6 separate regions of the Mus musculus genome follow, and regions 1, 2, 3, 4 and 5 are each linked to region 6. Evidence: chromatin loops called from intact Hi-C (ENCODE). Cell type or tissue: left cerebral cortex. All regions are shown on one strand.

The links. Peaks named below come from ENCODE experiments on the same cell type or tissue, not always from the same donor. Only the 100,000 strongest peaks of a DNase experiment are listed, where the experiment ranks them.
Region 1: a loop joins it to region 6, with 2.8 times the contacts of the local background. A loop is called at or near these places in 8 of 42 quality-filtered maps.
Region 2: a loop joins it to region 6, with 7 times the contacts of the local background. A loop is called at or near these places in 2 of 42 quality-filtered maps.
Region 3: a loop joins it to region 6, with 6 times the contacts of the local background. A loop is called at or near these places in 9 of 42 quality-filtered maps.
Region 4: a loop joins it to region 6, with 2.0 times the contacts of the local background. A loop is called at or near these places in 2 of 42 quality-filtered maps.
Region 5: it touches region 6 in a loop (4-fold over the local background); 10 of 42 quality-filtered maps call a loop at or near these places.

Annotation. Positions count from the first base shown.
Region 1 is chr9:46,030,059-46,035,058 of GRCm38, reverse strand. The region is part of intron 1 of Sik3 (SIK family kinase 3); the gene reads right to left. Among named protein-coding and RNA genes, the nearest start is that of Sik3, 20 kb to the right of the region's middle. In left cerebral cortex, no CTCF peak of the experiment used is centred here; DNase peaks (open chromatin) are centred at 1,031 and 2,715; H3K27ac peaks cover 903 bases.
Region 2 is chr9:46,170,585-46,175,584 of GRCm38, reverse strand. The region is part of intron 4 of Sik3 (SIK family kinase 3); the gene reads right to left. Among named protein-coding and RNA genes, the nearest start is that of Apoa1, 56 kb to the left of the region's middle. In left cerebral cortex, no CTCF peak of the experiment used is centred here; DNase peaks (open chromatin) are centred at 1,970 and 2,371.
Region 3 is chr9:46,012,677-46,017,676 of GRCm38, reverse strand. It overlaps Sik3 (SIK family kinase 3), which reads right to left and starts at 4,857. Exons shown (of 25, transcript NM_027498.3): 1 at 4,547-4,857. The coding sequence starts at 4,819. It also overlaps a transcript of Pafah1b2 not described here. In left cerebral cortex, CTCF peaks have their summits at 1,896, 2,095 and 3,094; DNase peaks (open chromatin) are centred at 2,297, 3,142, 4,152, 4,595 and 1 more place; H3K4me3 peaks cover 3,326 bases; H3K27ac peaks cover 3,409 bases.
Region 4 is chr9:46,189,688-46,194,687 of GRCm38, reverse strand. It overlaps Sik3 (SIK family kinase 3), which reads right to left. Exons shown (of 25, transcript NM_027498.3): 7 at 407-525. Among named protein-coding and RNA genes, the nearest start is that of Apoa1, 36 kb to the left of the region's middle. In left cerebral cortex, a CTCF peak has its summit at 2,813 (motif pointing right); a DNase peak (open chromatin) is centred at 2,840.
Region 5 is chr9:46,023,485-46,028,484 of GRCm38, reverse strand. All of the region lies in intron 1 of Sik3 (SIK family kinase 3), which reads right to left. Among named protein-coding and RNA genes, the nearest start is that of Sik3, 13 kb to the right of the region's middle. In left cerebral cortex, no CTCF peak of the experiment used is centred here; DNase peaks (open chromatin) are centred at 294, 2,114 and 2,235; H3K27ac peaks cover 2,555 bases.
Region 6 is chr9:46,080,178-46,085,177 of GRCm38, reverse strand. All of the region lies in intron 1 of Sik3 (SIK family kinase 3), which reads right to left. Among named protein-coding and RNA genes, the nearest start is that of Gm46110, 3.0 kb to the right of the region's middle. In left cerebral cortex, no CTCF peak of the experiment used is centred here; DNase peaks (open chromatin) are centred at 1,381 and 2,651; H3K27ac peaks cover 2,490 bases.

The DNA.
Region 1 (5,000 bases), 50 kb after region 6:
CTTAGAGTACTTTCCTGGCACGTGTGCCGGGACCTGGGTGTGATTCCCAATTACTGTAAAACAAACTAATGTAAAATAATGCATTTACCTCATAGACACAGGCAGGCTTAAATAAGAAACGTATGACCATGTTATATGGATTTAATTATAACAAGTTTCTATTATGACTTAAAAGTTCCTAATCAATACACAAAACTGTAACAGAGACAGTTAGGTGCTAGGGCTGTGGCTTAGGTGGTGATTGCCTAACATGCACAAGGCCCAAGATCTGGTCCTCAGTGTGGCACAGAACAAACAAACAAACAACACCGCCTGTGGCGCAAGCCTGCATTCCCAGCACTCAGAAGTAGAGGAAAAGGATCAAAAGTTTTGGTCATCCTTGGGTATAAAATTCAAGGCCAACCTGGGCTATAGGCGGCACTCTCTTCTTGACTCTAGCTGCATATGTATCAAAAGATGGCCTAGTCAGCCATCACTGGAAAGAGAGGTCCATTGGACTTGCAAACTTTATATGCCCCAGTACAGGGGAACGCCAGGGCCAAAAAAGTGGGAATGGGGGGGCTGGTGAGATGGCTCAGTGGGTAAGAGCACCCGACTGCTCTTCCAAAGGTCTGGAGTTCAAATCCCAGCAACCACATGGTGGCTCAAAACCATCCGTAACGAGATCTGATTCCCTCTTCTGGAGTGTCTGAAGGCAGCTACAGTGTACTTACATATAATAAATAAATCTAAAAAAAAGTGGGAATGGGTGGGTAGGGGAGTGGGGGGCATATGGGGGACTTTTGGGATAGCATTGGAAATGTAAATGAGGAAAATACCTAATAAAAAATATTTAAAAAAAAAAAACCTCCCTCTGGTTTTTTTAATCAGCAATAGATTGAAAGTAACTCAATAGTTAAAAGTAAACCAGGCCCTTTCATGTAAGAGAAAAGAGGAAGGAGAGAGCTCCTCCCAAGGCTAGCAGAGAAACACTCCAGATACCAGAAAAGAAGGTATGGGTAGGACTACACAGCTGTGTGGATCGCCTACTTTAAGAGAGTGAATAATGGCCATACCCAAAATACCTCAGGAGGCTGGGGGTGTGCTTGGCGGCCGAGTGCTTCCTTCCTTAGCTAGGTTCAATCTCTAACAGTCAGGAGAAAGGAAGAAAGAAAGAAAGAAAGAAAGAAAGAAAGGAAGGAAGGAAGGAAGGAAGGAAGGAAGGAAGGAAGGAAGGGAGCGAGCAGGTGTGGTGGTACATGTCCTTGACACCAGCTCTCAGGGGGCAGAGACAGGAGGATCTGTTAGTCCAAGACCAGCCTGGTCTACATAGTGAGTTCTAGAACAGCCATGATTACCCAGTCCAGTGAGGCCCTGTTTTGAAATTTAAAAAAAAAAAAGTTTGTTGTTGGTCTTTGGTTGCTTGGTTTTGGTTTTTTGAAACGGGATCTCTCTGTATAGCCCTGGCTGTTCTGGAACTCTATCTGTAGACCAGGCTGGCCTCGAACTCACAAAGACCCACCTGTCCCTGCCTCCCAATAGCTAGGATTAAAGACATGAGCCACCACTGTTTGGCTTGTTTTGTTTCGATTTTTGTTTTTTTGTTTTTGTTTTTAAGAAAAAGGAAAAAAATCAACACTCTTGAAGACAGTTATGAGATCCACTGCCTCTGGGAGGCAACCTGGAGGGCTTCTCTCAGCCACTGCCACTTGGAACCCTTATTTTCTATAAATGGTGAAGCAACATCATTTCTTCTACTACATACTAAATGCCGATAGGCCAAGGCAGCATGAGGTGGCCAGCAAGTCTGACAAGTCACTTCCTGGGCCAGCTTGAACATGACACTTAACAGCTATGCTCCCTCCATGATCTCACTCCATCAGCAACTGAGGTTAATTTATTCCTTCTAGTCAAACTTCCTGACTTGCTAATTATGAGTCTGTGTGCAAGGCATTTCCACACTCAATGTTATTTATAACTCTAAGCTTACTTAGAAGGGGCCTCTGAACTATAACACTTCCTACCTTCAGGGCATGGAGCGGTTACATCCAATGCTAACTTTTCTAAATCAAATCCTAATCGCTCAAGGCCTACAAGATCGAAGCAAGCTCTTAACCTGAACTTCAAGGATTAAGTGACTACCATGCAGAGCACTGCCCCTGTTCGGAGAGATGAACTTCCTCCAATCTGGAAGGATAGTCCTCTAAACTTTGCTGAATAGCTTTTGCATGGGGGTAAATAACATTTCCAGAGGCAGGGATTAAAAAACCTGCTTAGTAGTTAAGAGCACCAGCTGCACTTTCGGAGGACCACAGTTCAGGTCCTAGCATCCACATGATGGCTCACAGCCACCTCTAACTGCAGATTCAGAGCATCAGACAACCTCTTCTCGTCTCCGATAGGCAACAGAATGCAAGTGGATGCACAGACATACAAACACTTATACAAATAAAATAAAACCAAATAGACCTTTTTCTCCCCCTTAATTTCCAAAGACAATGTTCTCCAAACATAAAATTTTAAATGACATCATCTGAAACATAGCTCTAATCACACTGGAGCAACACCCCAGCCCCTGACACTGCCCAAAAGTGCAGCGACCGCACCTCTCTTCTGGCTCCCCTACGGTGAGCACGTTATTTTTGGAGCAAGTCTATGAAGCAGCACTTTGTGGACGCTGGGCTCCATCCTCTGAATGTTCCCTTCACATTCCTTCTTAGTCCTCTCCCTCCTGGCACTGAGCCCCAAAACCTCAGCAGAATCCATAATGAAACACTGGGTTACTTTAGGGCAAGAAGGTTAAGCCTACGAAAGCTTTCTAATTGGAAAGCCTCTTCTGTGAAAGCAGATAGAGATTTGCTGGCTCCTCTTTCTCTTTCTCTTGTGTTCCAACAGGTAGCTGCCTCTCCTGGAACCAAGTGTAAAAGCCGGCCGGCCGGCCGGCCAGGCAGCATAACTCCAGTGCGGACAGGTGCTTTGCAAGCACAGTAAATCTCGGGGCAACAAATCAACAGGAGCCAGCTAACTTCTCCTGACGCACTGCTCACTGAGGTGCAAAGCCTCTCCGTTAAGACGAGCATTGAGAAAAACGAACATCTGCAAGAAAAGGAGCCCGTTCTCTGCCCAGAGAAAACTCAAGAAGGAAGACTTGCCACATAAAAAACTCTTTATTCCAGGGTTATTTTCAGTGGCACTTAACTGCAGGGTGGAGACCAAGGGTCCCAAACAAACCTACTTGATTTATTTTTCTCCTTTAGTAATTCTGAAATCCAAGGTTAGGTTTACTAAGGCAAGTCTGAAGGTTCATCAGAACCTCTGTTGTTTTAAAGAAAAGGAGAAATGCAAAACTATACTTGTAAATATAAGAGCTTGGGGGGGGGGTTGGTTGGTTGTTTTTCGTTTTTTAGAATTAATGGAACTTCATGGAAGCACTCTAGAACTTTCCAATCAAAACGAAAACAAGAATGGAATCACAAAAAGCATGGCGCTTCCAATGGCTCTCTTCTCCAGACTTCACTAAAGGTCTCTAAGGGAACCCTGAAGTTGGCTGTGCAGGAGAAAGACATTAGTGGAGTCCAAGAGAATGCTCTAGTTCATAGTTTAGGAATGTCTAATGTTTTACAGAGATAAAGAGGCCACGGTACAGAAACTGTGATTTTTTTTTTTCAGCAGTTTCCTAAACTCCACAAGAAGCTACCCAGTATGTAACTGCAGTACTACTTATCACACGAAGGTGACATGCCAGGCCCAAGGTGAGAAATCAAGGTCACTAAACTGAACTCCTGCAACCTCTTTAAGGAGGGTGAAAAGGTTCAACGGTCTCACTATATAGCCAGGAGGAACTGGAACTCTTGAATCCGCAGCGCTCTGCCTGCTGGCACTACAGCATCGGCCACGTCACCCCCTCCCTCCTTAACACTGTCAGGCTGATGGCCTTCCACTCCCTTCTCTGTAGGTAACCCAGCACCAACTCAACTATCCTGATGCTCTTCCTGCTCCCCTCCCATTACAAACTGAGGAAGCTGGAGAGAGAGAGGCCCAGTGCTTAAGAGCACTGGCTGCTCTTCCAGAGCATCTGGGTTCAATTCCCAGCACACACATGGCAGCTCACAATTATCTGTAACTCCAGTTCTTAGGGATCAGACACCTTCACACATACATACACATAAGCAGAACATCAATATACATAAATAAAGAGAAATCATTTTCTAAATGAGAAAGAAAATTGAGGGGGAAAAAAAACAGATTTCTTTTTTCTAAACATTCCCAAAGTAACGAGGGAGACTTTTTTAAAGACTGATTTTATTTCTATTTAGACATGATTTAATACTATGTTTGTGTGGCATACACAGTGGGTGTAATTGAGCGTAGGTGCCATTTGCCGGAAAAAGTCAGTTAGGAACTCACAGTACAGGTGGTTGGGAGGCATTCTATGCCAGTGCAAGAAGCTCAGTTCTTTTTTCTTTCATTTTGTTTCTTTTCCCCCTTTTAAAGTTTGTAAGTCGGGGTTTCACTCCTGTAGCCCTGGCTGTTCAGGAGCTCACTCTGTAGAGCAGCTAGCCTCCAACTCCCAGAGCTCCACCTGCCTTTGTCTTCTGAGTGCTCCGATTAATAAAGGCCTGAGCTACCTCATCCTGCTAAAAGCTGACTTCTCAGACAGTAGTAAGTGATCTTAGCCTTCCAGTCATCCCGCAAGCCTGGAGTGAGGTTTAAAGACAGTCCGAGCCAGACGCTAGGGCAGTGACACAGCTGGCAGAGCAGTGGCTCAGATCCATCTTCAGCACCCCAGGAACTGGGTGTGGCACACACCTGCAACCCCAGTACTTAAGAGGTAGAGGTGGGAAGATTAGAAGTTCAGGTTCATCCTGTGGTATAGGGTGAGTTCAAGGCCAGCATGGTCTACATGAAATCCTGTCTCAAACAGCAAACAAACAAACAAAGTAAAGATCAAGCCAGAACTACGTATACTATAAGAAGTTCTTCAGAAACAAGGTGGAACTAGACTGGAAGCCCCCTCCTGA
Region 2 (5,000 bases), 90 kb before region 6:
GGAGTGATGCAATTAGGAGGTGTGGCCTCGTTGGCATGGGTGTGGTTTTGCTGGAGAAAGTGCATTACTAGGGGGTGAGACTTTGAGGTCTCAGAAGTCAAAGTCACTGTAACTTCCTGCTGCCTGTGGATCAAGATGTAAAACTCTCAGCTCTTTCTCCAGCAGCATGTCTGCCTCTGCTCTGCCATGCTTCCTGCCCTAAGGCTAATGGACTAAACCTCTGAAGCCAGCCAACAAGATGTTTTCCTTCATAAGAGGTGCTGTGGTCATGGTGTCTTCACAGAAATAGAGTACTGACTAAGACAATCCCCCTCCCCCTTTCTCTGTACTCCCCTGTGACTCTTTATCTTGTGTGTGTAATTCTTTCAGCTTTAAAAACACTCTACCTCTCTTAGAGAAGTCTATTCTTTCTCCGTAGTTTCTGTAGAACTACTTATTAGAGTTGCTGAAGGAGACCTGTCCAATGACAACACACACAGCTGACACGCCATCATGCATGGATGGAGGGAATCTCACAAGGCCCCACCTCTAGATGAAGAGCTGCATGTAATTAAAGCTACCAAGAGAGGGAGAGTCAGTCTTCTCTTCGACAGAGGTGAGGCCCCAAGGGTTATCCAATCCCAAGTGGTCAGAAGTAACTCTCTCTCTCTCTCTCTCTCTCTCTCTCTCTCTCTCTCACACACACACACACACACACACACACACACCGGTACAAAGAGGAGATAAGTTGAGAAGGAGTGGGGGGACATGAAAGGGGCCGAAGAGATGGGAGGGTGGGAGAGTAGCATTCATGTTTAAAAAAGGCTACTATTCTTTCCTGGCTTTCATGATACTTAGCATTTCTTCGAGCACAGTGAGTGTGTAAGAAATAGTGCTTATGGACCGGCATGGTAACTCATGCCTTTAATCCCAGCATTCTGGAGGCAGAGGAAGATTGGTTATCTGTGGATTTGAGGTCAGCTTGGTCTCCATTATGGGTTCCAGGCCATCCAGGACTTCACAGTCAGATCATGTCTCAAAAACAAACAGCAGATGCTGCTTCTGAAGGAGAACACATTGGAAGCCATGCCCATGGATCAGCTGGAAGCCATACCAATTGATGGCTTGCTGGAGAGTCTCCCTATGGCCACACAGGCAGCCTAAGCTGAAGGAAATCTTGTAGTTCAGGCTGGTCTCTAACTCAGAATCCTCTTGCCTTGACTTTCTGAGTGCTAGGACTAGAAGAATATACCACCAATCTTTTCAATGTCCAATTACACCTCACAGTCTGCACACAGTGAGCAAAATTGTCCAAACTCTTCATAAGCAAGTAGGATAGGTTGTTAAAAATCCTAACAGACCCTAGACTTGATGGCACAAGCCTGTAACCCCGGCTAGGTGAGGCTAAGTCAGGAGGACTCGAAGTTTGAGGTCAGCCCAGGCAGCTCAGTGCGGAGGGCTCGCTGGCATCACTAACAAGAATCTGCAGTGGGACACTTGTGGTGGTGCTGTGAAAGATGATTTAAACGCAGTTTAAGTTTCCAAGCCTAGCAGGGGCAGGCCCAGCATCCTTCCTGACAATGCATCACTGTAAAGCGAGGTTTCCTTAGCACTGTGTGGCCATCTTCCCTGCCAGTGGCTCTTTACCTCACATCCCTCTCCATCACTGCCATGTATATGGTAAGCTAGGAGTACGGCTAGTTCAATGTGCATTTAACTTTAGCATGAGTTGGTTTTGAACATTTAAATTATCCATGCAGGAGAAACCTCAAATTATTAACACACGGGAACATTGGAACTCATTTTGAAAACTCAGCTCCCTCTAACAAATACTTGAGGGGCTGGAAAAAAAATGAGTTGGAGGAAATATGTGCTCTGGTTTCTCTTAGCTGCTTACCGTTGTGGGCAGCTTCTGCACACTTCAAGCAGAGGGCTATTTTTCAGAACTGTTGGCAGTTTAGTGAAGTAGCAGGGGGACCCTGGGATGTGTGGTTGAAGCAGGGGCGGGAAGACGTGGGTGAGCAGCCTTTACTGTTTATAGGACAGACAACTGAAATAAACTAAATATCAACCAACACAGGAGGAAAAACTCTAACAAAAATAAAGCAAAGACTAAAACAAGGATGGATTCTCACTGGCTTGGGTCAGAAATATCAACAAGATTTACAACAACAGCAACAACAACAAGGCACAGAGCCAGGGTTTGATCAGTTACTTTGTACCTAAAAAGTTATGATTTCTCTTCCAAAGGCACATGGGCTCAGGAGCTGCTGTTTCTGCTACTCACACTGCCTACTGCTGCATACTCCCAGCACCTCATACAGGACTCTAAATGAATGCCTCCATCTCTTCACACACTCATTCAACATCAGTGTCTGGAGGACTTGCAGGGGATACTGCAGTATGACAATCCCTACAGAAGGGACACCATCTCAGGGATGACTCAAAAAGGAAGCAGGGGGCTAGAGAGATGACTCAGCATGAAGCCTGCTTCCTGTGCAAGCCTGAGTTCAAATCTGAAGCACTCACTAAAAGGCTGAGTGTAGCCAACCGGCATTTGCTGAGGAGGGGGAAATCTAAGGTTTGCTGGTTGCCAGGTCGGCTGCAGGGTCAGTGAGAAACCCTGTCTGAAGAGAATGGGTGTGTGTGTGTGTGTGTGTGTGTGTGTGTGTGTCTGGAGAGATGGCTCAGAGGTTAAGAGCCCTCTTCTGGTGTGTCTACGACAGCTACATAAAATAAATAAATCTTAATAATATACATATAAATAAATAAATCTTGAGAGAGAGAGAGAGAAAGAGAAAGAGTATGGAGAGGGAGCCAGGCAGTAGTGGCACATCGAGTTAGTTCCAGGACAGCCAGGGCTATACAGAGAAACCCTTTCTTGAAAAACCAATCAAACAAAAGAATGGAGAGGGATAGAGCAGGACATCTGATGGCCTCCTAGTGCAGGTGCAAATGTGCACATGTAGATATCATACATACACCACACACCCATACACACAAAACCTAAAACAAACCCAAGATCACACTTAGGTGATCTGGGAAGGTAAAGAGAGAAAAGTGGACTGGAAACTGAATGGGGGTGGAGGGGAACATGATCAAGCACAGAGCACTCAGAACTTGCTTGCTAAGTGAATACAAGAGACTATGAAGGGACTGCCCTGGGTGTTGCGTGGGGCTTGTGGCACTACCCAGAATGCACAGCTGCATCAGGTGAAATGAGCTCAGCTCTAAATGCTGGGTGCTATGGGCCTCTGCTTCCCTCCCCTCCCTGCCCGGCTTTGAGAAGTTCTATAAGACAAGATGAGACCATCCTGTGCTTCTTGATACATGCTCAGCAGAGATCCACTCTTTATAATACACTTTATAATTTCATCTAATTAAGGGGCATCGACAGTGGCTTTTGGTACGTTCAGAATTGGGTAACCAGGGTGGATTTAGAGTACTTTACCACAGAAAGAAGCCCTCCCTGTACTAAGCACCATCCCAGCACCAGGCGTCCATCCACTCCCCACTGTCTGTCACTATGGACTTGGCATCCTTCTTTCAGCATGTCTAGCTTAAGGGTCAAGTCAAATGGACAGCGAGAAGAAAAAAGAAAACTCAGGATAGAGTTTTTAAAAAATTAGATAACTAAAAGTGGATGAGATTTTGGCAGAACTTTTAAAAACATTTTTCCGACTATACTTTTTAAGTCATGCATGATATCCCTGGAGTTAGCAGAAGCATAGCCCAGCCACTTCTGCAAAAGTACATGTTCTGTGCTAGAAAAGGTCCCTGCGTCCCCAGAACCAGTACCACCTGGAAAACCTGGAGTGCCAGGACGTGTCGCTCTGCGGCTGGGCTCACTAGACAGTGACCTTAGCTTATCTCTGCTATTATGGCTGAAAGGCATATGTGGCCCAGGATGGAGAATGCCATAGACTAAACTCTGGTGCAATGTCACCACAGTGAAACCATACAAGTCACATACAAACGGAAGCAGAGGAAAGACTCGGATCAAATGGGATCTGATGAGCTCACAAGGGCAAGTAAATACTTGGAGTTACAGGGCATCCTAAAAGCCCGAGAAAGCGGGAGGTGTGCAGCGCTGAAGCCAACGTCATGAAGGGGGCTTTGGATATGGAAGAGCAATTTGGATATTCATGCAGTAATTCAGGGTGGATCAAAGATTCTTCCTACCTGTACTTGTACATTGCTTTGCATGCAACATGGCACACGGTGATTTTACAGAGCATCCTGGATCGGATACTTGAGGTGACATAAAGGGAAAAGCATAATTGTAGATATGCTGACTGTATACAGAAAACAAGCCCCGGGAAGAAATGATTTCAGAATGACCAGTATCTTAGAGGGAAGGTTATATCTGCAATGTTTAGAAATCTTTCATTTACACTTCCAAGGGTAAGCATACATGAACCTACAATTCACTATGCTCTTTCAAATATACAGATGTTAAAATATTACTTTTGGGGTGGGAGATTGAGACCAGGTTGGAGAATTTTCAATTCTTCTGCCTCGGGCTCCCAAATGTTGAGATTACAGGTGAGCACTGGATGTCCAGCTTAAAGCATCGCCTTGAATAATAGATGGAGACAGCCAGCAGTCCCTTTTCAGAGGATAGGAAAAGATTTATGGCCTACAGACTCAACCAGAGGTGATAAATGTCATAAAGATTTTTACCTAAGAAATCAAAGTCGTGGGCTGCAGAGATGGCTCAGTGGTTAAGAACACTGACTGCTCTTCCAGAGGTACTGAGTTCAATTCCTAGCAACCACTTGGTGGCTCACAACCATCTGTAATGGGATCTGATGCCCTCTTCTAGTGTGTGTCTGAAGACGGCTGCAGTATACTCATATAAAAATAAATAGATAGATAATAAATCTTTAAAAACAAACAAACAAAAGAAATCAAAGTCATAACAGAAAGAGACCACTAAGGGCTAGAGAGATGGCTCATTCAGGAAATGCTTGCGATGCAAGCAAGGGGACCTGAGTTTAAGATTCCCCAAAGCTAAATGT
Region 3 (5,000 bases), 68 kb after region 6:
TATGGCAAAAATTAAGTTACAAAAAAACAATGACAATCTGAGCCAGGTGAAGACCCGCATAAAATCTCAGCACACCGGTGCCGTGGGGGCGGTGGGATGGAGAACAGACTGGACCACACAGGGCCCTATAGCAAAGCATGGAAATGATGTGGGGCTGGAAAAACGGCTCAGTGGTTAAGGGCACTAGGTGCTCTTCCAGGGGACCAAGGCTCCCCAACTCCCATAAGGCGGATGGCTCACAAAAGTTCCAGCCAATCCAATGTTGTTGCCTAGCCTCCAGGGGCATCAGTTGCAGGTGGTACAGAGACAGCCATGCCAACAAAGTACCGTACACTTAAATTAATTAGTTAATTTGAAGATAATTTTTAAAGTAAGAAAGGAAAAATCCATGTAGCATAGCATGTAACAAACCTAGAATCCAGCCATCTGAGAACTGGAGAATGGAGATACAAGAGAGGCTTTTAACTCAAGGCCTCTATAGGTTACACATGGAGTTCTGGGCTAGCCTGAGCTACATTGAACATCTTGGTGGGTGGGGGAGACAAACACAAGGACTGAGGATGTGCATCTGTGGTACAAATCCTCATGTCACTGAGTTCAATCCCCAGCACTGCTAATAAGTAAATATTTTGAGATGGCCCAAAGCAAAAGCCAATGTGTTTATCAGATCGGTCTCTTGTTAAAAAACAATTAAAGATAAAATAAAATCCAGTTAAATGAAAAACAGTTCTGCATAAATTTCATAGCCCGATGTGGTAGCTCCTGTCTATAATCCCAACACCAAGGGATCTGAGGGCAAGAAGGTCACCAAGAGTTCCAGACCAGCTGGGACTACAGAGTACCACGTGGAGGAACTTCAAAGTAGCACTTGAAACAGTAGTTTCCCCCCCAACCCTCCTTGAATGAAAGTGTGGCATGCAGCTTGTGTCTCACTATCCAGAATCAATGGCACTTGAGGTCAATAGCTCTTCCCAGAGTGGGGAAAAAAAAAAGGTGGGGGGTGGGGCCTCGCCAGTCTTACTCACCTTACTGACTACTGCACCTGAAGAAAATGACGACATTTCTTACCTACTCCTTGCATGCCAGCACTGCCTGGGCAGCATTGCACATCGCAGTTAATCTACCCAACACTGAAGCTTGTGGGGTGAGTGCTACTCTCATCCCATTGTAGATGACGAAATCCAAGCACAGAGAGGTTTAGCTAGTATTCAGGGCCCAGCAGTGCCCCAGTCTTAAGCAGCAGACAAATCAAACCAGGCTGTTTTTGGCAAAGCTGAAGTTTTTTTTAATATACACAGAATGTAGCTATTCTTTGTTCTGTTCATCCAGCTAGCTTGAAGGTACAATTAGGCACAGGAAACAGACCATAAGTAATCAGAGAAGGGGAGAAATATATATTTTTTAAAAATCTTAATATTTTATCATGTTCTGCCAAAAAGACAGAGAACCTTGGGCAATGTGTCTCAAAAGAAATTTTTAAAAAGAAAATCAAAGTAGGTAGGACAAAGCCGGGGTGAGCTAGCTGACCAGAGCCTGTGGTTCCTGTGAGCCTTCTGCAGAGACGCTGGCTGGCGGCACTGCAGAGATGGGATGTCAAGACTCAGCACGGGGGAGCCTCGCTGCAAAGGTCCCAACAACGAAAAGGAAAAAAAAGGGGGGGGGGTCCCGTTGGTTCCTTTTCTTTTCATTATCCTATTCGCTCTGGGAAGTTTGAGTTAACAGAGTTTGGACCGGGGCCAGCTTCTCTTATTGTTGGACAGAGTGCAGTAGCTTAGTCAATAAATGAAGTTTGCTTTAGCTTCTTAGTCCTTGGAATGGGTCATGTAGGAAGAGGGGTTTATAAATAGTTCTCCAATGTATAGAAAATGCCTATTGCCTAACCTCCTTCTGCTGACATGGGCATCGTCATTATTACCTGTGTCTGATTTTTGTACAGGATTAGAAGAAAATCTCAGACCATTCAGTGACATAAAGAAGGAAACAGAAAGAAAAAAAAAAGCATACACCTTTAAAGGGGCAAACGACTAACTTAGTGTAGAAAGAGCTAGGGAAGAAAAGCAATCCTTTGCCTCTATTCGACCTGACTGCGGGAGATAAACACTGCAGGAGAGCCTAGCTCCTGAGGAAGGAACAGCAGCTCCAGCAACTTCTAGGACCGAGGCACCTTCCCTGCCATTATATAACCAAGCCATGGCCTTACTAGGCCATCCCAACCCATGTCAGCAGCTGCTGGGCACAGCTCAGCTGTCAGTGCTGAAGGACCCTTCCAAAATGTATTCAGATAAGCAGGGCACAAGCCAAAATATGCCCATGGAGCACTCTGAGCACGTGACAGCGCCTTGTGAATCGAGCTTCACTCGCAGCAGAGTCATTTAAGTAGCAGAAAGATAGGGCCCTTGGAGCTGGAGCCAGGAAACTGCACATTGCTACAGAAGCACAAACAAACGCTGGTGTGGTCTCCTCCACACATGCAACTCATTGTCCCAGCCATTTCAGCCTCATTCAAGTCTGAATATTTCCATACATAGGAACTGCATAACTGCACACCACAAACGATCAAAGATAAAAACCAACATAAACAGTGACACCCGTCTATAAACATGCCAGTGCTGTAAAGGCTGCAGTCCTAAAGGATACCAAGGTCTCAGGGGAAACTGAAACACACACACACACACACACACACACACACACACACACACACTAGAAAGCAACCAAACCAACCATAATTAGGCCCTGGCTTTGCTGACTACTGAAAACAGAAATGTCCCTTTTATATATAAAGCCAAGAATCAACTGTTTGCAGTTATGTTTATAAGACACTCAAACCAGCTTGTCATAGATTTTTTTTAATCAATATTTTGATATAAAAATTCAAATTTCTTTAAATCATAGAGAACGTAGCCAGACAACCAATTATGTTTGTGGAGTCCATTTCCCAGAGGTCAGAGCAAAATAACCACAGAAGCAGACAGGGGAGAGAAAACAAGGGACAGAGGCATTCTGTTTGTAAACACAAGTTTGACTAGGCCAACAGTAAACACACTGTAGGGGGTAAGGAGATGCCGGCTTCGGCTCCAGCTGCGGACCTGAGGGAGGGACTGCAACAGGAGGGCGCACTTGAGTCTGTCACAGGGCTCTGAAGACTTGAGGCTTGAAGGGGTCCCACCAGAGGAAGTGAAACTGACCAATCACTCTGCCCGCCGCCACCCTCGGAAGAAGGGCCCCTTGTAGTCTTTGACAGAGAGAGGCAAGGAAAGGAACTTTCAGGTTGCCAATAAGCAGGATACGAGGCCCAGATAAGTCCTGGCAGGGAGGGACTGCTATAAAAGCCAAAACAAGGTAGGCTAAGGTAAACAGCGGCCAGGGGGAGGAGGGGAGGGGAGTCCTGGGTCTCCCGGAGGAGCATGCTTAGGTAGTAAAGGTTTTTCATTAGCCAGGCGGAAGAAAAACTCAAGCTACTGTTTTAAATATAAGGAATGACTACTACGTTAAAAGTATCCATTTAAGTGAGGTATTGAGCAAAGACGAGTTGGGAATTCAAATGGGTTTTGTGGCTTCCATCAAAACTGAATGATTTTCCTTGATACTCTCAATGAAGAAAGATAGGTAAAAGTGCTACCCTCTGAGTCCTTTAAAAAATATACTACATGCGTATACATACATGGTTTCCTAACTGACCTTGGCCAGTTTCACTACTACAGCTCCTCAAATCCCTTGGGAACCAAAGGGCCCAAATGAGTGGAATTCTGTCGTGCCAATCCCACGGTTCCCTTCCCTACTGAAAAGCCCACCCCGAGTTCTAAAAAGCCCACCATTTCAGACCCTCTGACAACTAAAAATAACCAGCAAACCATCTTATCCTAAATTGTTTAACCCTTGGTTAGCTAGTGTCACCAGGAACCCTGAGCCTTGGGACATCTGGTCATGGGTCCATTCCATTTTTTTCCCCCTTATTTCCCTGCTTTCTTCACTGACTCTTCCCATAATCAAGTATACTTCCTCAGGCTTACAACTGACACCATCTCCCCGTCTTAAATAATCAAACGTGGATTCCTTTCTCTGGTATAGGTGCCAGGTCCTTCTCTTCCCGGTGTCTTGCACCCCACCGCACACCCTCAGCCCCATGCCCCAGCCGTCCTGGGAAGCCTGAGGCAGCCAGTTTGCGCGTCTCCCCCATCCTGTGGTCCACATTTCATATGCCCCTGCCCTCGTTCTGATGGTTTCCTAATTGCTGGTTCCGGAGTCTTCCTGGCGTGCAGTCCGCCGGCCCCCAGAGAGTTCCAACGCCTCCTTTCCAGTCACCCCCCCCCCCCGACCCTGCGCACAGCCCTGGGGACCTCTCCGATGTCCAGCTGCTAAGTTCCCGGAGCCCCCCCTTCCGGAACCCCTCCGCTCTGAGGTCCCTGCCTTCTCCCGCCAGCACCGGTCCCCACTGCTGACCCTGACCCGAGCCCCGGGGAATCGCGGACTCCCCTGGCCCCACCGCCCTGCTGCAACGCCCCCCGGGCAGCGCAGCCCGCAGCCGCGCGGTCCCCAGCGCCACTACCTTGGCCTTGGTGACGAGGTGCGTGGCCCGCTTGACCACAGCGAAGTTGCCCTTGCCGATGGTGCGGTCGATCTCGTAGTAGCCGATGCGAGCGGCCATCGACCCGCGGGAGGCCGGGGCTGTGGGACGCGCCGGGACGGCGGCCGGGGGCACTGCGGCGGGGGCTGCCGGGGGCCCCGCGGCGGGCGGAGGCAGCAGGCGGCCGGCCGGCCCGGCTCCCCCTGCTCCGGCCACGGCAACCCCGCCAGCTCCGCTCGCCGCCGCCGCCGCCATCTTGTTGTGCAGTGAAACCTCCGGGGCCGCGGGGAGCCGGCCGGGGGGGAGGGGGCGCGGGGGGGCCGAAAGAGGGGGGTTGCCGACAGACGTCACTCCGGGAGGCGGGGCTCCCGCGCCGCCGGGCGCCCGACGCCATGGCAACCGCGCGTCACGTGCGGACGCGCGTCACTGCCCGAAG
Region 4 (5,000 bases), 110 kb before region 6:
AAGCAAGACAGTTCTGGCAATCAGCTATGGGCTGACAAAACCCTCAGGGCTGCTTCCTGAGCTCCTGGGGTACGAGAGTGATCATAATGGGGTGCAGCAGTATGTGACAGAAGCTGTTGAAGGGAGCGCACTCAAGACAAGAAAGGCACTCTGGTGGCAGTGACCTGCAGAACTGGGAGTATGCTGTCTCAGAAGTCAAAAGCAAACTATGATTTCTGTGGTAATGCCCAGTATCACTGTCTCCACAGCCTTGCTGGATCCCGCGGCTCCCTGTGAATTCACCTGCCACTGGTCTTAGCCAGCAGCTGGTTCCTACTGCTCATCTCTTTAGGTCCTAGGCAGATCACAACCACTGAAGAAGAGAAGGAGTTAATCAGGAGTTCCCTGAGGCAAGGGTCCGGCTTACCCTGTCAAAGTTGGGGTCTGCATCTCCGAGCTTCATCCACTTGTGCCTGCAGATCTGTTCCATTGAGAGGCGCTTATTTGGATCTAACACCAGCATGTGGCGGATCAAGTGCTCACACTCTGCAACAGACAAACAGCTGTCCTCAGTCTAGTGGGGGGTCTGGGGGGCTGGTAGAGCTGATAGGGCTAGATGTAAGAGCAGTAGGTAGAGTCTCGGCTCCCTGTTTTAGTTCTGTTTCTCTTCTGCCTTCAACTCACACTCCAGGTTATCCTGGAGAGAGAGTTCCAAAACAGAAGCCTATATTCTGATTTCAAAGCCACCCACTTTACAAAAGCTCTCATGTGTAAACTGGGAGCTCTGATGACCATGCTGGAGCAACAGTCATAGGGAAGGCGGCAGACAGTGATGAGGCCGCGTTGCGCACGTATTCACAGCGCTTTACAACTGCTACCTCAGCCCCACCACAAACCTAAGAGCAGTTTGTGAACATCCTTCCCACTTTAGAAATGGCCCAGGTTCAGCCCAGAGGCCACAGTCAGATCCAAACCAATAGTCTGGATGTCTACCTGGGTGTGTGCGTGTGTGTCAGGACCATTTGTCTATGTGAACAAGGATGGGTGTGTGCATGTGTGTCAGGGTCATTTGTCTATGTGAACAAGGATGGAGGTCAGAGGTAACGCTACGATGGCTTCCTTAATTGTTTCCACTATATACTTTTTGAGACAGTGACTCACATAAGCCTGAAGCTCCACTATATGAGCTGGCTGGTGAACCCGAGATCTTCGCATCCTGACCCTCAGTGTTGGGATTTCGGGTGTGTACCACCATGTCTACTTTTGCATGGGTGCTAGGGATCCAAACACAGCAATGTAAGCAGTTTACCCCAAGAATTTACCCCTAACCCCTGACCTGGTGCCGTTAACCACAATCCTACAGAGCCAAAGGGTCCATCCCAAGCCGTCGCTGCTGGCTGAGACAGCCAGAAAAGGTTCCCAAGCGGGCTTCCTGCCTCTGTCTGTCTTAGTCTCCACTGGCATTTTTCTAAGGCTAAGGCTAACATCACCACTTTAATAACTCTACAGTTTCTTCTCATGACCCTCAAAATGAAAATGTTAAGTCCTGGGCCTAAAAAGTTCCTGTCTGATTTCCCACAGTGAAGTTCTCTTAGCTGTCTGGCCTCCATGCTTAGTCCTCTAGTTGAAATGGAAACTCCACAGGCCTTCTCATGGAGGGCTGCCTGTCATGCGGGTAAGAGTTTAACTGTCTGGGGGTGGGTGGGTAAGGGGGACTTTTGGTATAGCATTGGAAATGTAAATGAGCTAAATACCTAATAAAAAATGGAAAAAAAAAAAAAAAAAAAAAAAAAAAAAAAAAAGAGTTTAACTGTCACTTCCTCAGAAACTCATCTCTGACCTCTGACATGAAAACAGGCTCGGTTACGCTTCACTGTGTCACGTGACTTTTCTTTACATGAATTATTTAAGGACTTCTCTTGTTCGTATTTGTGCTTGCTGACACAATCTCTGCGACAATGCAAGGCATGTGTCCTTTTTACTGCAATATGGAATATCCAATACCAAAAATGATCATTATATCTAATGGGAACTGAATGTATGAATATTTATTGAATATTCATCTTAACCAAGTAAGACTGTATCGTGAAGATGCTTTTTATTTCACTTAGTCTTCATAACAATCCTAGATCAGGTACTATAAAGATGCACATTTATAAATGAACAAACAAGACTTTGAAATGTTAAAACATTCAGCTACCATAAGGATATGCTATTGACTGTCCTATAATGCATCATCAGGCGGATATACATTCTAGTCATCTATTTTTTTCCAGAACAAATTCAACTCTGCAATTTCTACACCACTTATAGTAGCATCATTATCATGAAATATACACTCAGAGTCATTTAAAAGAATTACTCTTAATTTTTAATGTAAAATCCAAAACAGATGCTAAATAAAAACATTGATTTGTTTTTACTTTGTGAGTAAAGGTATATTCAAGTACAGTTCCTATCTCAAAGACCATGGCATCTCCATTCTAAAATTATGTCTACAGTAGCAAGGGTAGACACAGCAGTGAAGCATCTATGACATACATGTCTGTCATCACAGAAAGAAAGACAAAAAGACAGAAAGACAGAAAGAAGGAAGGAAGGAAGGAAGGAAGGAAGGAAGGAAGGAAGGAAGGAAAGAAAAGGAAAAGGAAAGGAAAGGAAAAGAAAAGAAAAGAAAAGAAAAGAAAAGAAAAGAAAAGAAAAGAAAAGAAAAGAAAAGAAAAGAAAAGAAAAGAAAAGAGAAGAAGAAAGAAAAAAGTTGTTCTTAATTCACAAAGTTGAGTACACAGAGGCCGGTTAAGCTTTTGAAGTTGTAACATTGTTGTTCAAGCCTCTAGATGGCAGTCCACTCTTTTCCTTTGGTCTTTCTGCACAAAATTTCATGTAAGACATTAGGGGGCCAAGGCCAAAAAATGTCTGTAACAGGCTTGCTTTAAAACAAAGAGTTCTTCTCCTAGGCAATTTCTTTAAACAACAACAAACAAACAAAATAACCTGTCATAAGTCCCAGTGCAAATCTCAACTCCAGGCTTCTGAAACTTCTTCTCAGTCATCCTTAACAGATTTTATCCTAAGAGACCCTGAAAGTCTCACTACAAAAAAAAAAAACAAAAAACAAAAAACAAAAAAACCACAAGGAATTATGAAATTATGTACACAAACTTGTATTAATCTTTGATTGTTCAAGGAGCCAAAGAGTTTTCATAGCTTCCCCAGATTAGGGACTCTGTTTTGTGTCGGTGGCACAAGGGCAAGCACTGATCCTAGCTGTCACATGGAGCAGAAACTGGCCGACGGTCAGAAGCTAACACATTTCATCTGCTGCAGAGGGTGAAACATGGCCGAACTCAGCATCAAGCCACGTTTTCTCAGTATCATATAGCTCATAAAATTGAATTCAGGCGAGCTCTGGACACGTTATTCTACACAAAATATGGAAAGGATGTGAAAATGAAGGCAATGACCGTCTTCAAACCTACAACCACAGGATACTCAAGTGAGCAGACGGAGAAGGAAGCAGAGCAGAGGGAACCTGTCGGCTCTTCAGGACGCCCCAGCAAAGTGGCTCCTCACTGACCCTTCCCAGAGGGTCACAGCTACTTATTTTACAGATCACTCTTCTGCATAACAAGGGGACATAAGGAACTCCTTGGTCACCTACCCCCAATTCTCAAAACTCTGTGACAGTGATAAAGGAATGGTCTGTGTATGATGTAGTAATCTCATTTTCACTAGAAATGCGTCACATGGTAGTCTCCTGCTGTCACTCACAGACTCACAGACTCATGTTTGAAGAATGGGAAGCTTCCAAGACAGCAATTGCACCTTTCAGAACAGCATCAATGTCCAAACATGAGCCAGGTCCTCCCAAATGGCAGGCGCATCAGTGACTGATAAACCTTGCTGACAGCTGTAGCACCGTCCTCAGAGGCTAGCTGTGGAGGTGTATTCCTAGAGCCTCAGTACCTAGGGGCCCAGACAGGAGGTCATCAAGGCCAAGTGCGTGCTCAATATTGTTCCCAAACCAAAAGCAACAGACCTGGAGAACAATGGCTTCTGCCTGTTCACTTGGAGGCTGACTACCATGGAAATACCTAAGAAGTCACAACAGAACAGTCATTCCCACCCTTCAAGCTGGAGTTGCCAGAAAACCATTATTTTACTAAAGATTTAGGTGTGCTGCTGTATGGGGTCAAAACCAGAGAGACGGAAATGAAATGTCAGTAGAGTGATTCCTGCAGAGACATTCCTGCCCATATTATCATGGTTGGCTATGGTGTGGTAGGCAGAGTACTACGTCCTGTAAAGCCTCAACCTATACAGGACACCTATTATAATCTACATTTTTTAAGAAATTAAAACTGAGACATTAAGAAACTTAGGCAGATACTAAACAGTAGAGTCTGTTTATTTTTATTGTTGTCCTTTCTTTGTTTTTTTGAGATAAGCCAGACTCAGGTTAATCCTAAACTCATGGTCCTCCTGCCTCAGTCTTCTAAGCATTTGGATTTCTGGGGGTGGTTTATTTTATTATTATTGTGTGTGCACACACACATGCATGCATACATGGCCTATGTGTAGAGGTCAGAGGCTAACTTTGTGAATTCAATTCATTCTCTTCCACCTTTAAGGGAGGATGGACTGGTTAGTGGTCCAGGAAACAAACTTGGGTTAGCAGGCTTGTGTAGTTAGGGCCTTTATCCACTGAACTACCTCACCAGCCCCCCTAGAGAATTCTTAATCTAAACACTACCTTTAAAAATACATTATTAGAAGCTGGACGTGGTGGCACACCCTTTTAATCTCAGCACTCGGAAGGCAAAGGCAGGTAGATCTCTGAGGTCAAGGCCAGTCTGGTCTACAGAGTGAGTTCCAGGACAGTTTGGGCTACACAGAAGCCTTGCCTCAACAAACAAACAAACAAACAAACAAACAATGACCATTTTTAGTGTTTGAGGTAGCACCCAGCATAGCTTTAGAAAAACAAATCCAAACAATTCTCGCATCCAGCTGATGACGTG
Region 5 (5,000 bases), 57 kb after region 6:
AAGAAACCATAAGCTAAGCTCAGCAGAGTAGGTAGGTGGTCCACCTCTGCAGCCCAGCAGGAGCAAGGTGGGTTTGTAATCAACCTGCGCTCCCTACCAAGACTCTTTCTCAAAACAATAAAAAAGTAAAAAATTAAAATTTAGCTCAGCAAGGAAGACAAGGGAACTGTAAGCCGGGAAAAGGAAGGGAAGTGACATTTCTCCCAAGCCGTCATTTGCATGTGAACAGATGCTCCTCCGTTAGTCAGGAAGCTCGAGTCTACAAAGCTCCAAGCAGCGCTGCCTCATACCCAGCAGATGACGAAACCAGGGCAGGAAAGGAACTAAAACCCTCATAAACTGCTGGTGGGGACGTAAATCGGGGCAGCCACTCTAGAAAGCACTTGGCAGTTCTTCATGGAGTCACCATGTGAGCAAGCAATTCTACTGTGAGGTATCTATACAAGGGAAATAAGAACATACAACTCCCCAAAAAACTGTATGTGAATACTTATAATAGCATCACTCCTAAGAGTAAAAACACGACAACACGCAATCCATACAGATAAACAAAATGCAGCATGTCTATCTATCCAGAGGACTACTACTCTGCTATGAAAAGAAATGAAATTCCAGAAAAGGCTGGGTGGATCAACCTTGAAAAAACTTTACTCCCTGAAAAAGGCCAGATAAAAAAGGCTAAGTAACATAAACTCCATTTATATGAAAAAACCGAAGAGGCAAATCTATGGAGTTGACAGGTCACTCCTTGAGACTGGGGGTAGAGCTGAGGAGATGAACAGTGACCTCTGAGAAGAATACAGTGTCCTAAATGTGTAGTGGTGACGGCTGCACAACTGTCAATACGCTTAACATTTAAACTGGAGGAGCTATCCTGTGCCTGAACTATATGAAAAGGAGCGGATATCAAAGCCTGCTGCTGCCCAAAGTCAAGGCGCTGCCCGCGAGCAGAGCGCCAAGTGGAGCTGAAGCATCCTCAACTCCACCAGCATTGTTTACTGCTGCAGGGGACGTTAGGCCATCTGACAGGCTAAAGGGGGACCCTCAAGGAGCTGGGAAAACAGAACAATGACACTGGGTAAGAAAGGAAATTTAGAGGATACAACTGGAACAAGTATGTTTTCAAATTGGAGTGGAGGGGAATGCACAACCTCCACCTGGGAGGCAGAGACAGGAGGATCTCTATGAGTTAGAGGCTACAGAGTGAGTTCCAGGACAGCCAGGGCTACACACACAGAGACCCTGTCTCAGAAAGAGGGAGATGGGGAGGGGGAGAGATTGATTGATTCTAGGGTTGGCAAGATGACTCAGTGGGTAAAAGGGCTTGAAGCTAACCCAAAGGACCTGAGTTTGAGAGCCTCATGGTGGAAGAAGAGAACCAACTCCTAATAGCTGCCCTCTGACCTCCATGCTTATGCCAAAGGCCATGAGCAACACCACACACACAAACACACACACACACACAAATGTTTTTATATAAAAAAAAGAATATAGTATGTCTTCAAAAATGGATTTGTGGTCTTGAGCATTAAGAAGCATTGACTGGGGCTGGGAAGATGGCTCAGCGATTTAGAGCACTGACTGCTCTTCTGAAGGTCCTGAGTTCAAATCCCAGCAACCACATGGTGGCTCACAACCATCTGCAATGGGATCCGATGTCCTCTTCTGGTGTGTCTGAAGACAGTGACACTGTACTCACATATATCAAATAAATCATAGAAGAAAGAAGAAGAAGAGGAAGAGGAGGAGGAGGAGGAGGACGAAGCAGCAGCAGCATTGACACATGGCAGAGATGGTGGCTTGGTCTGCCCCTCCCCTTCCCCTGATGGTACAATCAGGGCCTGTAGCTGCTGACTCAAAAGGAAGTCAGTGAAGGCAGAGCCAGTGGGCTCAAACCACTGGCTCCTGTCTCCATGTCAGGGGCTCATGAGTAACAAGCTTCAAACAAGCTATTTTCTTCCTCGGCATTGTAATATTCTTTAAAGAGATCCGAAAATACCATCTCAACATTTAACTGCCTCCCAGAACAACTACATTCACAGAAGCTATTTAGGTACAATATGCAAAAGCCCCGATCCTGCAGCTGACTGGCACACAAAGATCATGCCCAAATACAACCACCCCACTGGGCCAGAGGAACAGTAGGGCTGTTGAGTCAGAACTTAGAAAGGAAGCCAAGAACATACAATCACTAAAAACATTATTTTGCGGGTTTAAAAAAAAAAGAGCTACTAAACCTCACGTATTGTCAGAACACTGCTTATGCAACATGGGAACATTTTGACAGAAGGGGAGGACAACAGGAGGCAGGAGGCAGAGACAGAAGTAAGGAATCCTGCAGGTGCCGGAGCAATCTAAGAAACACACAGCTCTGTTCTGCCTTCCTTCCACAATACAAACAATTCTGTTTCTTGTGGCATCCGAAGAGGACTGCCTGCCAGAGACAGAAAACAAGTTGCTACACGAAAATGTCAATTTGTTCCATGGAACACTACACTGGCATGAACGGATACAAACCTTTTCATCTAGAGACAGAGGGGAGCTCTTTCCTTCCGAGTTTTTTTTTTTTTTTTTTTTTTTAACATCGTGGCCCATTATCAAATTCAGTTTGATTCATGCAAATTCTAACATAAATGGACAAAAATATCACCCAAAAGTATATAGGATCATAAAAACTTCTGTAAAATATTTTGTCTTCAAGCTCCTTAGCAGCTTTAGAGTACTTACAATTTTAAATTAATTCAAGTAAAAGCACATGTATGTATAAAAATGTTATAATGAAACCCATTGTTTTGCATGCTGAGTTGATTTTTGAAGTTCAGTAATTATCTCATAAAGACACATCCGTGAAGACATCCTCTAAAGGCGCTCACTAGTTTACAACTTCACCTACCTCAGATGTGCTTATAGGCCATCTCAGGCAAAGCACAATATGCAGCTGCCACCATGCACCCCCCACCGACCGCTCAGCCTCCCCATCCTCCACCCCCATCATCAGCTACGTACACTTGGGGACTTTGCTGACACTGCTGCCGTCTGCACCTTTCCAGTGCTGGGGTGGAACCCACGGGCTCACACATGACAGACACACACACTACCACCGAGTCACACACCTGTCCCTAGGTTTTTGTTTGTTTTCATGCCTATTTGTACTAATTGTGATGTGATTTAATTAAATACCAGGTAAAATGATAAAAATTAGGGGGGGGTATGAGAATGCTTTGGTAAAAACTAAGCTTTCAACTTGAAACAAATTCAGTAAAGTTTTTAAAGTAAAGTCAAATTACATATGGGTGAGATGTGAGCAAGAAATTGGAAGGAGGGAGGGCGGGCGGGCACATAAAAGTCATGGGCTTAACTTACACCACTTTATCAATGCCTGAGTTCCTGTTTTGTTTCAAAAACAAGGCAACCCTGGAATTCATAATGAACTATAGTGTACTTAAAGAAAAATGAAGGAAACCAACCAGGGCAAAGAAAAAGCCCCTGGCCCTACATCCAAATATTAGTCAATGTCCTTCTTTAACCTACTGCAAGGGAAAAAGGAGGCAGGGAAACCCACAGCAGGGTTTAAAGAGTACCTGGGCTGGGAAGATGTCTCAGTGGTGATTAGGACAAGAGTTCGGATCCCAACACTGAAGTGGCTCACAAATACCTGTGAGGGGGTCAGACACCTCACCGTATTCTCCACAGATATACAAATCGTGTGTGTGTGTGTGTGTGTTTTGAGACAGGGTTTCTCTGTGTAGCCCTGGCTGTCCTGGAACTCACTCTGTAGACCAGGCTGGCCTTGAACTCAGAAATCTGCCTGCCTCTGCCTCCCGAGTGCTGGGATTAACGCATGCGCCACCACGCCCGGCTAAAATAAGTATTTTTAAGCCTCTCTTTTTTAAGTTAAGTGATCCCAGGAGCTGAATGCAGCTCAGTGGTAGAGCACTTGCCTGGCGTGCACTTTCAGGCTTTGGACTTGGTCCCCAACACTACGCACACATTGGGGAAGAGGAAGCACCTCAATGATAATGTATGGATTTTGTTCAGGCCGAAAATTCAAAACAAGTGAGTAATAAAAACAATAAAAATAATCCATAAACCAAAGCTGGCCACTGTGGCCCACATCTGTAGATAAAGGCAGGAGCTTGGGTCTGAGGTCAGTTTAGACTACATAATGAGACCTTGTCTCAAAAGTAAATAAATAGGGGCTGGTGAGATGGCTCAGTGGGTAAGAGTACCCGACTGCTCTTCCAAAGGTCCAGAGTTCAAATCCCAGCAGCCACATGGTGGCTCACAACCATCCTTAAGGAGATCTGACTCCCTCTTCTGGAGTGTCTGAAGACAGCTACAATGTACTTACATATAATAAATAAATAAATCTTTAAAAAAAAGTAAATAAATAAGTAACAAAGAAGAACAAAAGAGGTTCAGGTGGTCAACAAAGAGCCTACCTCTGTGATGGGGACTCTGTCTCCTTCAACAGTCTCCTGTCCTTCATGCCCGCGGGAGAGGTGAGAGGCCCAGGCAGAGGGTGAACCGATAGCAGTCATGGGGGGTTAGATCCACAAATCTAGCTCAGGGAAAGGCCTCTGAAAAGCTAGAAAAGGGCGAGCAACCCCTCTTCCGAACAGGAGTCCCCCATGCCAACGCAGGCAGCGGGACCCGGTCAGCCAGCCAGCCAGCCAGCCAGAGCTGCCCGCTGCTGGAGGCCTGCTCACCCACTGCTGCCAAGGCTAACCCTGGTGCAATCGTTCTGGAAAGCAATGTGGCAATATAAGTATCCGGTGTCTCTCAAACATGTGTGCCCTCTGGCTCAGTAATTTCACTTTTAACAATCTATCTAAAGAAAAAAAAATATTCTAAAGATTCAGGTGCCAACGCAATTGCCACATTTAAAAAAAAATTAAAATTATGAAATAAAAAACTGTGGAAAATCCTCAAAACAAACAAACAAAACAGCAGTAGTCATGCCCCTGAGGTACATGCGCACTGAAGCTGACGCTTATGAA
Region 6 (5,000 bases):
AGCTAGTGTCACTGGAAGAGAAAACCCTCAATGGAGAAAGTGTCCCCACTAGGCTGGGTAAGCCTGTAGGACATTTTCTCGATTGATGACTGATGTGGGAGGACCCAGCTCTCTATGGAAAGTGCCACCCTTGGACTGTTTTTGGGTGCTATAAGAAGACAGGTTGACAGGCAGAAGCCACATGCCTTTATTCCCAGCACCCAGGAGGCAGAAGTAGGTTAATCTCTTAAGTCCAAAATGGGCCTTGTCTACAGAGTGATCTCCAGGCCATCCAGAACTACACAGTAAGACCCTGTCTCACAATACAAAAAAAAAAAAAAAGAAAAAGAAAAAGAAGAAGAAGAAAAGGGGGCGGGGGTAACACACAAGTACAGCCACAAGAAATGAGTGATTCTTCCGAGGCCCCTGCCCTCCTACTTCCTCAACTTCCCTCATCTTCCCAAGCTGCTTTGGGTTCCAACTGTCGAAACCTAACTAACACAACAGTAATATTTTCTAAATGCAGTCTACTGTGAAAATCAAGTGAGTATTACTTTTCAAAGGTCATGTAAGTAGCCCTGGAATGTCCCACAGCACTAAGCAGGAGTTTGCATCAGCTATCTCTCCAGTGCTCTTGTGTATGATCTCACTGAAAAGACATCACTGCCATAAAGCTGACTGGTGGAGCGATTAGGTGGGCACAGCCCTCGGCCGCCTGAGTGCTGAGACTCCCGCTACCTAATCAGAATTGATTTTACTTTTATGTGTGCCTGTGCACCTGAGTGCAGGTGCCAGAGGAGTCCAGAAGAAGACATCAGATCCCTGGAACTGGAGTCACAGGTGGTCGTGAGCACCCAACAAGGGTGCTAGGAACCCACCTCCGGTCCTCTGCAAGAGGAGTAAAAGCTCTTAATTGCCGAGCCATCTCTAGTCCCCAGGAACATTATTTAACATTTACAAACATCCAGCAGCTAAAAGGGCTTGCTACTGAGTCTGACCTAAACTCCATCCTCAGGACCACAAGATAGAAGGAGAGAAATCAACTGACAAGAAATACTTTCTTTTTATTGTAAGTATCAAGAAGTCCGATGTGCCGGTGTGGCCCAGGCTGCTACCCGTTCGTCAACCTAACCTGCATCTTGGCAGTTTCACTCATCCAAAGGGAGTAGCCAAACAGTAAAACTAAGTACCTCCATGTGGAAAAAGAATAGGGAAAAATCATTAAAATTCAGTACAAGAGATGAGGGGAGGGACACAGTCAAGGCCCGGGCAGCAATGGTGGAGAGCTTTTGGGAACTACTACTGATGAGGTTTGTTTCCGCACATCAGAGTTTCTTATAAAAGCTTGTTTTTATAAGTTCATGCATATTCATGATGTGACTCACTTGGTGGGAACATGCAGTCATCCAGAGGCAGTGCAGAGGCTACAGCTTTCAGCTCTGGCTTACGCGTCAGACTTAAAAGGTTATAGTAGCGTTTCTTGACAATGTATTAGTCACTGCTGCTAACTATACATCTCTAGAGACAGTATGGAAAGCAAGGCGGGCTAGTGGCACACAGGGTTGACAGCAGGAAGAGGTAGAAAAGTCAAGCCACATCAGGAAATAACGTGGAACTCTGTTCACATCTGCATGCTTCGTCACCCTGGAAATTTCACATCAGAGACCTTAAATAAGAATTCTGGGCTACTTGTCTCAAAGTGACTCAGCCGACCTATCTTCACTGTCTGAACATCTGATGAGACAAGGCAAGAGCAACCGGTCCACAAGCACCCAAGCTATCACAAAGCCAAGTATAACCTGACCTGTAACGGACGGGCATGTCTCCTCCAAGTCTCACGTCATTCCACTTATAAGTGAAAACCACATTTCAAGTGAGCAGCTTGCTGTCCAGGATCCACCAGTACTTGTAATAGAGACTGAAATGTGCAGGCATTTGCCATTTCAAAAGCAACTGCTGTTTTAGTACTGCTGCCATTGCTACTTCTAGCAAGGAGAAAGTGGCCTGTCTAGAGCTGGTCACACAAGAAGCTCCGTTCCTATGGCTTCCACACCTGAACTCTGCCTCAACATCAAACCCTTCCTTGCCTTTCACCCTGAGACCCGTCTTCCTTCATCTACTCAAGACATGTCTATTAAATACATTAATTATTAAATACTCTAAGGTAATAAACAGTGCACACAGTTCCTGCTTTAGGTGGTCTGAGAAGGTGTGTTACAGTCTAGCTTAGTGGTCAGGGACACTCTAACTGTGGTAGGGAGATAAGTACTCTGATGTGGCACTGAGGAGTGGGAATAGGGTGAGGAGGTCTCACTGTGGGGGCCCCTCCCTGGGAAGTTACAGTAGCATCGGAGCTTGAATGTCATAGAGATCTGGCAAGTGGAGACCATGGATGATCAATGGCCCTCGGGCCAGAAAAAAAGACACGTAACATCAAAGGAAGTGCCTTGGCACAGCCTATAGTCACCACAGGCACTGCAGACATGAGGCTGTAACAGCAGGAGCCAAGCTCTAGAGCCCAGGCACACAAACGCTGGGCTAAGGACAGCAGGCTTTGCTTTACTGGCAATATTGGACAGTGAACATGAGTAAGATGCTAAAATCCAGGATTTAAAAATACAAACTCGCTTTAGTGGGCGAGATAAAAGAGGGATATGAGACCAGAAATAGGCACAGAGTTAGACTCCAACGCAGCAGCACATGAAATGTGAGGCCCTCAATTACAAACAGTGAAAAGGGGGAGGTAACAAATTAGGGTGCTATTTTGGAAATAGAATCTTAACACATGGTAACTGACAAGATGTACTGAGCAAAATTCAAAGGGAAATGTAGGCTACCTTCCAGACTTTCTGCTTCCAGCACGGAAAGGTCATGTAGTCCTCAGGGAAAGTGGATGAGTTGGTAAACTTCACACACTTGAGTTTGTGAAGCATGGCTTAAGGCAAAGGCATCTAGTGGGCAATATGAAACTGGGTTCTACACTTCTAAAGAAACAAGCTATTATATACTGTAAACTGTAGTGGAAGGGGAAGGGCTGGCTCTGATTAACAGAAGCAGAATGTAAACACAAATGCCAGGTTGAGGACAGAGCCATAAGAAACCCAAACAGTCACAGAGAAAGGAAGAGCGATGTCAAGGAGCAGAAGAGAGATGAATGAAAGGCCAGGAGCCCAGAGTGGAGGTGAGAACAGGCGGCTTTCCTTCCCTTTTCCACTCTGCATATAATACATGTGTGTGTGTGCATGTATGTACGCATGTGTGTGTGTATCCCCTACCCAAAATCATGAAAACCGAAAGCTTCTCTGTACATTACGTTGATGACTACTTAACAGTGTACTGGGCCCATGAACAGTGACTTCACACCTCAAAATCTATTCTAAACATCCAGGAGCCCCAACTGTGGCCTTATATGCAAAATTATTCATCAGAATATTATTTATAATAGTTACAAAGGAGAAAAATCTTAAACACACAGCAGAAACTCAAATAAATTATGGTAAAGCCATAAAACAAGAGTATGAGCTGTTTGAAATTTGTATTCATAGGTAGTTTTAACTGACATATAAAGTACTTAATATGTTGAAATGAAACCCAGCATATTCAGTTAAGTGTTTAAATATATAATATATATTTATATATAAATAAAGATGCAGGGGCTCGGGAGATGGTGTCATGGGTCATGTACTTGTGTCCAGGCATGGAGACTTGAGTCTAGATCCCCAGCAGCCTCATAACCGAGTATAGTACCAGTACTGGGGACCTGGGCACAGGAAGGTCCTGGGGACTTGCTGGCCAGTTAGTCAACCACAACAGTCAGCTCTAGGGTCAGCGAAAGACCTCACTTCAAAAGATACGTGGAGAGCAATAGAGGAAGGTGACTGCCCTGTGACCTGCACACATGCTCACACAAGCGCATCTGCACACCGTGAACATTCACTTACATACTACACACAAAGGCAGGAAAGCAGGTAGGCAAACATAAAATGTAACAGATGACTGACAGGTACTGAGACTGCACTACACTCTGTAGGCTTTTTTTTTTTTTTTTGATTTATTAAGTTTAACTAAACACCTCGTCCTCTGTCCATGCTTATGGGCCACCTGTACATCTTCTTGGTAAAATGTCTTTCCCCTCTTGCCAATTTCTAACTAGTTTACTGGGGCTTTCTTACCTGGAGACTGGAATTCTTTATTCCAGAGGCAACAAGCCATTTTTTAATTGTGGGGCACTAATTTGAGACTATTCCATCCCCTAACAAAACCCAAAGATATTCAAGACCCTTGTCCAACATGGTATATTTACATGTACCATAATATGCCTCTAATATTAATGATCTTAAAATCTTCTGGACCTACAATTGGATGGCTCCTCAGATGAGGAACTCACGGGCACAGGGCCCACCTGCACTGCTCTTTTACTGAACATCTGATTGGTGAGTTCTTTTTCCCACTCTGCAGTAAGTTTGGCCATTCTATAACGTGGCTCAGGCTGGCTGTGACCTCCTGACCCTTCTATCTCCGCCTCCCAAGGGCTTGGATTACAGCACATTAGCATAGTTTTCAGATGAGCAAAAAGAAGTAACAGATGACAGGTACTGAGACTGCACTACACTCTGTAGCACTCTGTAGGCATTTATTTATTTATTTATTTATTTATTTATTTATTTATTTTAACTAAACACCTCGTCCTCTGTCCATGCTTATGAAAGCAGCTTTTGATGAAAGCTTTTGAAGCCAGCTTTATCACTTTTTCCTTTTATAGATCATGATTTTTGGAGTCAAATCTGAGAATTCTTTACCTTGCTCCTGTTTCCAAAAATTTTTTCTACTTTCTTTTTCCAGAAAATGTTTAGCTTTTCAGTTTACATTTAAACCTGTGATCCATTTTTGAGTTGACTTTTGAGATAAGAAATAGTAATGTAAGCTATAAAGATAGTTAGGCAAGGCAATAGTGGCACACCACTTCTAATCCCAGCACTTAGGAGGCAGGGGCAGGCAGATCTACGTGAGTTCAAGGGCAG